Linked DNA regions of Homo sapiens: region 1 is linked to region 2. Evidence: read pairs that join two places in POLR2A ChIA-PET (ENCODE). Cell type or tissue: HepG2. All regions are shown on one strand. Each heading gives the region's core, and the rest is flanking DNA. Links, peaks and the distances in the headings are about the cores only. Region 1 overlaps RUNX3 (RUNX family transcription factor 3). Region 2 has its middle 64 kb from the start of SYF2.

What was found. Peaks named below come from ENCODE experiments on the same cell type or tissue, not always from the same donor. Only the 100,000 strongest peaks of a DNase experiment are listed, where the experiment ranks them.
Region 1: POLR2A ChIA-PET joins it to region 2 with 8 read pairs; 1 of 35 experiments calls an interaction of 5 or more read pairs at or near these places.

What each region holds. Positions count from the first base shown.
Region 1 is chr1:24,914,170-24,918,480 of GRCh38, forward strand. The region is part of intron 3 of RUNX3 (RUNX family transcription factor 3); the gene reads right to left. Among named protein-coding and RNA genes, the nearest start is that of MIR6731, 3.1 kb to the right of the region's middle. RefSeq lists an enhancer at 311-826. In HepG2, for the core only: no CTCF peak of the experiment used is centred there; DNase peaks (open chromatin) are centred at 762, 2,042 and 2,322; H3K4me3 peaks cover 1,615 bases.
Region 2 is chr1:25,166,247-25,170,628 of GRCh38, forward strand. No RefSeq gene overlaps it. Among named protein-coding and RNA genes, the nearest start is that of SYF2, 64 kb to the right of the region's middle. RefSeq lists an enhancer at 2,225-2,725. In HepG2, for the core only: CTCF peaks have their summits at 1,510 and 2,711; DNase peaks (open chromatin) are centred at 1,445 and 2,415; H3K4me3 peaks cover 1,110 bases.

The DNA.
Region 1 (4,311 bases), core at 299-4,298, 250 kb before region 2:
AAGAGGCCAGCTCAGTGTTCAGCCTCTTGGGAAAAGCAGAGTCGGGCAGGGCCACAGGAACAGCATCGTCTGCTGGGGACAGTGTGGGCTCCAATGACCAGGCCCGTCACCCATCTGAAGCCACTCGGCAGCCTTCTTGGCCGCCTGGTGCGGCTGTGACCCAGACACAGCAGCCACTGTCTACCCAGCAGCAGGGTGGGGCGCCGGGCCCGAGGCCGGCTCTGCGGCCTGTCAGGAGATTTACACCCGACTCTTAACAGCCTCGCGGAATCGCAGGCGGGTGCCGGGCCTGGGGTGGTCTGCTGTGAATCGGCCCCCTGTGAGCAGATGAAAGCCGGGTCGGTGGCTGGGCAGGGAAACGGGCTGGCCGGGGGCCAGCGGGCAGGGAGGCGAGCGGTTCCCTCCCAGGGCTGCAAGTGGGGCTTCCAGAGGCCTGGGGTTGATTAGGAGAACCCAGGAGGTCTGTGGTTAACCCCTTCCCTCCTGCTGGGCAGACTCCGCTAGCCCTGCCCCTAGCGCAGGAGACACTCCTGGGGGTTGTGGGGATCTTGGGAGCCAGGGACCTGGAGCAGCTGCCTCTCCTCAGCCCAGGAAGAAACTACAGAAACTCTAAGGCCTTCAAAGGCCCAACTGCGGGCTCAGGGTCACTTCTCCTGCCCACGCCAAACCCTCGGCAGCCACACTCTGCTGGCTGCTCACTTCAGGCCCCTGCTCAAAGGTCACCTCTTCAGGAGGCCTCCCCGCCCCATCCCTTGTTCCATCCCTTGCACGCTCCACTCCTTCTCCCAGCTTTGTTTTTCTTCATAGGACTTCCTACTACCCGAAATGACATTAATGAATCATTTGCTTATTCATCAACGATTTATGGAGCAGCTGTGAAGGGCTCCTGCCCACATTCTCAGGGTCTAGCTATACCAGGGCCTGGCAAACCAGAGCAAAGAACTCTGCCCTTGTAGAGCATAAACAACAGGGGGCCGGGTGCGGTGGCTCACGCCTGTAGTCCCAGCACTTTGGGAGGCTGAGGTGGGCGGATCACTTGAGGTCGGGAGTTCAAGACTAGCCTGGCCAACATGGTGAAACCCTGTCTCTATTAAAAATACAAAAATTAGCTGGGTGTGGTGGCGTGTGCCTGTAATCCCAGCTCCTAGGGAGGCTGAGGCAAGAGAATCTCCTGAACCTGGGAGGCGGAGGTTGCTGTGAGCCGAGATCTTGCCACTGCACTCCAGCCTGGGCAACAGAGCAAGACTCCATCTCAAAAAACAAAACAAAACAAAATGGGAGAAATGAATAACAAATGAAACAAACTATCGGACTAGATAGCACCTTAGAAGGTGGTAGTGGTAAGTGCTCGGGGTAACCTTAAAGCCAGGAAGGAAAAGGGGGAGAGGTGAGGAAGGCTGTGTGTGTGCCACTTGAAACAGGCGGGCTGCTGAGAAGTGCAGAGGCTTTAGGGTGTGAAGGAGTGTGCCATGCATCTGGGGGTGTCCGGGGAGGAGTGTTCCAGATAGAAAAAAGAGCAGTGCAAAGGCCCCCGAGGCAGGAGTGTCCCTGGCAAGTTCAAAGACCAGCCAGGATACCAGGGTGGCCAGAGCAGGATGTGGGAGGGAGGGCAGGGGGTAACGGGCACAGGCTAGGGGGGCGTGAGGGCCTTTCCCCCACCGTGGTCCATGCCAGACTTGCCAGGTGTCACCGCCCCTCCTGCTGGGATCCTGGACCTGGCTCAGCAACCTGCTTCTTAACCAGCCCCCAGTGACTCTGAGGGACACCAGCACTGAGAACCTCAGAAACCGAGGCCACACAGGCAGGAAGCCACCAAGCCAGCCTTCAAACCCAGCTGGCCACCTGGCTGCAGGCCGGGCACGCTCTGCAGGGCACCAGAGGGGAACGACCCGGCCACAGAACCCACAGCCGGCCTCAGGGATCTACAGATTCCCAGTCCTTGGCTCCCAGGACCAGCCCCTACTCCCACTTCACCCCACAGCGGGCTCAGATTTCAGAGGGTCGGAGGTGGCAAAACAGGAAAAAAGCCGGGAAAGGAAGTCCAGGAGCACAAAAGGCCTGTAACAACCTGTGAAGGTTGTGGGGGCACTTCCTGGGGCCAGGCCCCGGTAAACTCAGTCAACCTTCACAGCGACTCCCCTAGGCAGACACCAATACCATCCATTTGACAGCTGAGCACACTGAGGTGAAAAGGCCCTTCCAAGTGGCCCTCACTTCCCGCAGCCCCCGGGTCGGAGCCCCCAGGGTGTGCTGACAGTCACCTTGGGCAAAAGGTTTTGCGCCCTGGCCTCTATCCTCTCCTGGGGTTGCCCAAGAGATCAGTTACTGGGGACTTTGCACAGGGCCTGACGCAAGGGAGGGGGTTGCTCAGTGACCAGGAGCCGCTGAGCTGGTCCCTTCACTCTTACAGATGGGGACGCTGAGGACCCGAAAGGCCAAGGATTTGTCCAGGGCCAAAGACAAAGGAGTGGGGCTGCAACCCAGGGTATGGGGGGGGACCTGATCTCAGGGCCAGGATATGCCAGGGACAGGAACAGGCAGGTCCTAAGGATGGGGGACCTAGTAGACTGCCCCCCGACTCCATCTCTGCTCTGTTCTGTAAATAAAACCACTGATCCAGCCGCTGCCGGGGCCCAGAGAGGGAGGTCACCTGTCTCAGGTGGTGCAGCAAGCCTGGCTTCTGACGCCGTGGGTCTCCAGGCCCAGCCTCTGTCCCTCCCTCTTGTTGCCTCGTCCTGAGCCACGCATTTACCTTCCAGCTCACCCCAGAAGGGGCCATCTCAGGTCTGGGAGACCCAGGCAGGGAAGAGCAGGCAGGGGATTCTGCTGGAATCTCCCACAGGCAGGGCTGAGTCTCCATGCTCATCCAGGGGTCCCAGCAGGGCAGAGTGGGCGGCTCTGGGGTGGGCTGGGCTGAGCATGGAGGGCTCTCAGAGGGGCCAACCTTGCCCGGTCCCTTGGATCTTCCCACCAAGCGTCAAGACCCCGTCCCGTGCCTCCCTCTTTCTGGAGTGGCTCCCCTCTTTCTGGAGTGGCTTCTGAGTGCCGCATCCCCACCCAGAGCCCAACTGAGGCTCCTGTCCATGCTGACCCTGCCCCTGGAGACATAGGGCAGGGCTGCCACCTCCTTCAATGGAGACTTGATACCTGCACCTCTATTACCAAGGCAGCCACCCAGCTGCTGCCCATGAGAGAGCTCACCGTTGACTAATGGTGGTGGTGGGAGTGCAGGAAGGGGGCTGGGTACTGAGGACGACAAAACGCTGCGGACCCAGTGACTCATGGGACCCCTCTGTGCTACGGCCACGTGCTGTCCACATGTCGCCCCTGATCTCCAGGTCCGCAGGGTGGGTGGCATCATCACACTTCATGGAGGAGGGAGCTGAGGCCCAGAGAGGTCAGTGACTTGCCCTAGGTCACACTGCAGATAACAGCCCTGGCTAAAGTGACGGATCCCTTGCTAACCCCCACCGCTAAGTGCTTTCTATAGATTAAGCCACTGTTTCCTCGCAATAGCATCATGAGGTAGCTGCTTGTGCGAATATCATTTTTCAGTTCAGGAAACTGAGGCACGGAGATGACTAGCCCAAGGACCCACAGCCAGGAAGGCTGGCTTGGAAACTGCTCTCTACACCATGGTGGTCTATGGCTCATGAGGGCTTCCCAGCCATCACCACCTTGAGACTCCTGGAGTCACTGATCCAGTTCTCAGATGACAAAACTGAGGCCACAAAGAAGACATGACTTGCCTAGGGTCATGAAGCCCAAGGCCAAGGGCATGGGCTGGTCTATGTCTGATCTCAGCAGGAGGGAACCAGCAGGAGTGTGGCCAGGGCAAGTGCTGGCTGGGAGCTGACGGTGCAGGCCTGAGGATGCGTGCCGGGGCTCAGGGCTGGCAGAGGTGACCCTGAGAGCCCTGGAGGGAAACTCTTCCAGGGCTGCTGGACTCAGCTCCAAGCCTTTCCCAAGTGGCCAGATGCTGGGATGGGCCCAGGAATTGGATGATGGGGTGTCAGGCCCAGCTGACTCCCAAGAAGGGAGGGGCCAGCCCAGGGCTAGGCCTCCTGCCCCAGGCCTCCTGCCCCAGGCCTGCTCAGCCTAGAATCTTGCCTCTGGGAAGACTGAAGCCTGGGGCGCCTTCCTGCTCCTTGCACAGCATTAGGTCCTATTCAGGTACCCAACTCCCTCAGGCCTGGATTCTCTCCTCACTGGAACTTGGGTGACCCCTCTGGCTCTGCTGTCATCAAGATCCCATTCAATAGTGACTGCTAAAAGGTCTTCTAAACTACAAAGGGTCACATTTCTGAGAAA
Region 2 (4,382 bases), core at 159-4,158:
GGGATGATGAAAACGTCCTGGTACTAGGCGAAAGCAGTAGTTGCATAACACCATAAATGGACTAAATCCCACTGAATTGTCCACTTTAAATTGGTTAACTCTATATTCTGTGAATTTTACCTTAATTTTAAAAAAACAAACTACCAGTTCCTTCCCTGACTTAATCTACTCCCTATATTAAAAAGTCCCTATAGATCGAGACCATCCTGGCTAACACAGTGAAACCCTGTCTCTACTAAAAATACAAAAAAAAAAATTTTACTGGGCGTGGTGGTGGGCACCTGTAGTCCCAGCTACTCGGGAGGCTGAGGCTGGAGAATGGCATAAACCCGGGAGGCGGAGCTTGCAGTGAGAAGAGATCGCGCCACTGCACTCCAGCCTGGGCAACAGAGCAAGACTCCGTCTCAAAAAAAAAAAAAAAAAAGTCCCTATAAACTTTTAGATTACAACCCAAAGTACAAAATAAATACCACGTGTCCATACTGACACAAATAGATGATGGAAGGAAGACGGAAGGAAGGAAGGAAGGAAGGAAGGAAGGAAGGAAGGAAGGAAGGAGGGAGGGAGGGAGGGAGGGAGGGAGGGAGGGAGGAAGGAAGGAAGGAAGGAAGGAAGGAAGGAAGGAAGGAAGAAAGGAAGGAAGGAAGGAAGGAGGGAAGGGAGGGAGGGAGGGAGGGAGGAAGGAAGGACGGAAGGGAGGGAGGGAGGGAGGGAGGAAGGAAGGAGGGAAGGGAGGGAGGGAGGGAGGGAGGAAGTATGCACAGAATATCTCAGAAAGCGCACTCTAGAACGATGGCATCAGAGGCCTCTGAGAGGGACTAGGTGCTTGCAGGTCCATGGAGGGAGGACGTGGCATATCCTTTTCTACACTGTGAATTTTGAACAAAAATAATTTAAAAAGCAGTATTCTGAAGCAAAAGTGACAAAAGGTTCATATCTGCCCAGATATAGGCACCCAGATGTATATGGATAATTATGTTCTGTAATTTTCTGCATATTTGAAAGATTAAAATCTCAAGAAAAGGCCCTATAGGCACCAAGGCCCTGAGGCAGGATGAAGTGCCGCCACTGTGGGCTGGAGAGTGGGGCCAAGGGACAAGGTGGCACAGGATGAGAGAAGTAGGTGGGGACTCGATCCTGGAGCCACAGAAGACCACACCCTTCCCACACATTCCAGAGGCTCCCATCCCTGCCAGCCTAATGCCATGTCTTTCTGAAGTGCTAACAGGGCCCCAGAGTCTGCCTCCTAAATCACCCAGTACCAGCCCTGGCCCGGGCTCTGCTGGCTCCTCGACATGACAAGTTCATTGTTCCCCTTCTTCCGAAGGCTGCTTTTCCCCAAGAGGCAGCTCTGAGCGGGCAGGTTTCTGTGGGCAGATGCCCTGAGGCAGGGTTCACAAAGGCAGTATTGTGTGGCTCCACAGAGCAGGATCCTCGCCCCATCCTCCAGCCCCCACATCAAAGAGGAAAGAAATCAAAGCTGCAGCGGCAGGAGAACACAGCCCATCCCTGGTCCCAGAGGGAGCTCTCGTGTGGTACATTTCATCCCTGGCAGATGAGGAGGTAGATGGAGGCAGGATACTAGCAGTATGTGGCCAGCACCGGCTGAACAGAATGACCACCAGGACAAGAGCCAAGTCGAGGGACAGCATCATCTCCAGGGAGCACAGCACTTTACCATTTGCAGCACAGCACGTGAAGGCAGGGCTGGAACTGAGAGGCTCACGGCAGATGAGAAAATCAAATCAGAGCGTACCAAGGTCACAGAGCTAGCTAGAGAGCCGAGGCTCTCAGGTCCCCTGCCCAGTGTGTTTCCCGGGAGTACAAGGTGGTTTCCACACCAGCAGCTGCAGACGGACTAATGAAGACACAAGGGCTAGACCTCCCACCTGCACCACTTAGTAGCTGGGATCTCTGGGTAGTCAATGACCTCCCTGACCTTGACCCCTCAAGGGTGCCAAGTGCAGTGTGTGGTGCATGGTAAATATTCAACAAATGGTAGCTCTTCTTACCCTGATGCCCTAGAAAAAACCCACTGGAGAGGTGTCACCTAACAGCAAACTCACCTACGCCAGGTGGCCTGGACTGAAACACTAGGAGGTGAGGGCAGCAGCGGGCAGGGTGTTGGGGTTCAATCAGGCTGGTGGGAAAAATATTAAAGATAGTTACAGTAATAGCCAAAAACTATCTTGGAAGACCTGAGAGTTTGCATAGCTTCAGATTGCTTGGCTGAAGGCAGCCAGGGTCTCTTTGCAGGAGCCAGAAAGATTAAGGTGCAAGTACAAAGGAATGTGGGAAGTCTATCTTACTAACCTGTTTATTTATATGGGCTTTAGACTGACCTTTGTCCTACCGGGTACTTTACTGCCTCCTACTCAGGGAGGTCTGCAAAAGTGTATTACTCACAAACGGTGTTTGCTTTAGGCCTCAGAAACTGGCCTTTAATCTTTACCCTCTAGTGGTGTTTACTTGCAACTTTTGTTAATTAGTGTTGCTGAATAAATGCGAGCCTCACTAGCTGATCAGGGCCGAGTCTCAACTGTTTACAGAACTCAGCTTGGAGCCTGTAAGTGGACCCTCAGCTGGACCGGCAGAGCAGAATATCTGTGTGCCAGTGTACTTTATTCATCTGTCACCGAATCAGGGGTCTGCAGGAACAGACTCCCTGCAGCTAACGCCCCCCGCAAAAGGAGCGCTGCCTCAGCAGGGCCCCTTAGGGGTAGCCCCAGATATGGCAGGCTGCCCCAGGCCTCAGAGAGGATCCTTGCAGGGAGACCTCCAGCCTCACCCCAAGGCTTGCCAGCTGTGTGGTGACTGAATGCAATCAGAGCCGCAGGACGGGTGAGGGGATTCGGGAGACCTGGGGGCTAATCCCTACTCTGCCACAGGAGACATGTGTTACTCTGGGAAAGTCACTTTGCTCTCTGAGCAGTAAAATGAAGAGTCTGGATTCCATGAAATTGAAGGCCCCTTCAAAACGAAGTCCCCGTGAATGTATTTTATCCCCAAAATCCTCCTGAAAGGAATAGATAGGTAGATAGAGATGGTTGGATGGTTGGATGGATGGATGGATGGATGGATGGATGGATGGATGGATGATGGTGATATAGATAGAAAGATGATAGAGGCAGATATACATACACACATACATATACATAAAAATTGGTTAGTTATTATCTTCTTTTAAGGCTAACAGAAAAGAAGAGAAGGAGGAGAAAAGGAAGGAAGGAAGGAGAGAGGGAGGGAAGGAAGATTGTCCTTTGGGCATCCAGGGACCAGCTGTTGGAAAAGTAAGTCCAGCTCCCTATGGAGCTGGTGCTCCAGGAATCACAACAAGGCTCAGAGACTCAGACCTCCAAAAAGCATAGAATAGAGGCCCCAGAAGGAAGGCCTGTCTCTTGCCTCTCCCAACAAGGACAAGCCCCGCCCTGTGACTCCCTAAGAAGAGCGTTACTCCTGCCAGACCATGGGCAGCCTGTCCTCGAATCCTGGCCTTGTACTGTGTTTGCATTGGAATCTTCTAGAAGCCCCAGGCCTAAGGGAGAAAGCTAGGCCTAGAGAGTGAGGAGATTTCCTGCTAACTAAAGAGACTACTGTTTATGAGACCAAATACACGACAGGTGAAACACAATACAACTTAGTGAACTAAGGATTCTGCAGGTTCAAGTGAGCAAAGTAACATCTCCCTGTTGGTGTTCAGCCTCCGCCGTGAGCCGCTAACTGGTACACCGAACTCCTGAGCACCTCCACCTATGTGACAATAGGCATCTCAAACTCATCTAAAATTCACCTCCATGATTCCTCCAGATATTAGATCTAAAACTTTGAAACCATCTTTGACCCTCTTTCTCTATCCCATTTAACTGCTAGCAAGACTCGCTGGTTCCACGTCTGCATATTAGCTAGCACGTGTAAGACATGCTGCATGCCACGTGCTGTTCTAAACACTTTCTGTATTAAATTATTCATTCTTTGGCTGGGCGGGTGGCTCATACCTGTAATCCCAGCACTTTGGAAGCCTGAGGCTGGAGGATCGCTTGAGGCCAGGAGTTCGAAACCAGCCTGCGCAACAGAGCAAGATCCTGCCTCTATAAAAAATAAATTTAAAAATTAGCCAGGTGTAGTGGCATGCACCTATGGTCCCAGATACCTGGGAGGCTAAGATGGAGGATTGCTTGAGACTGAGAAGACTGCAGTGAGCCACAGTAGTCCCACTGCACTCCAGCCTGGGCAACAGAGAGAGACCCTGTCTCAGAAAAAAAAAAAAAAAAAAAAAGCCGTTCAGTCTTCATGGTGGCTCTATGGAGTAGGTACTCGCATCCCCATTTTACAGATAAGGAAGCTAAGTCACACAGAGGTTAAGTAGCTGTGAAGCGATGGGG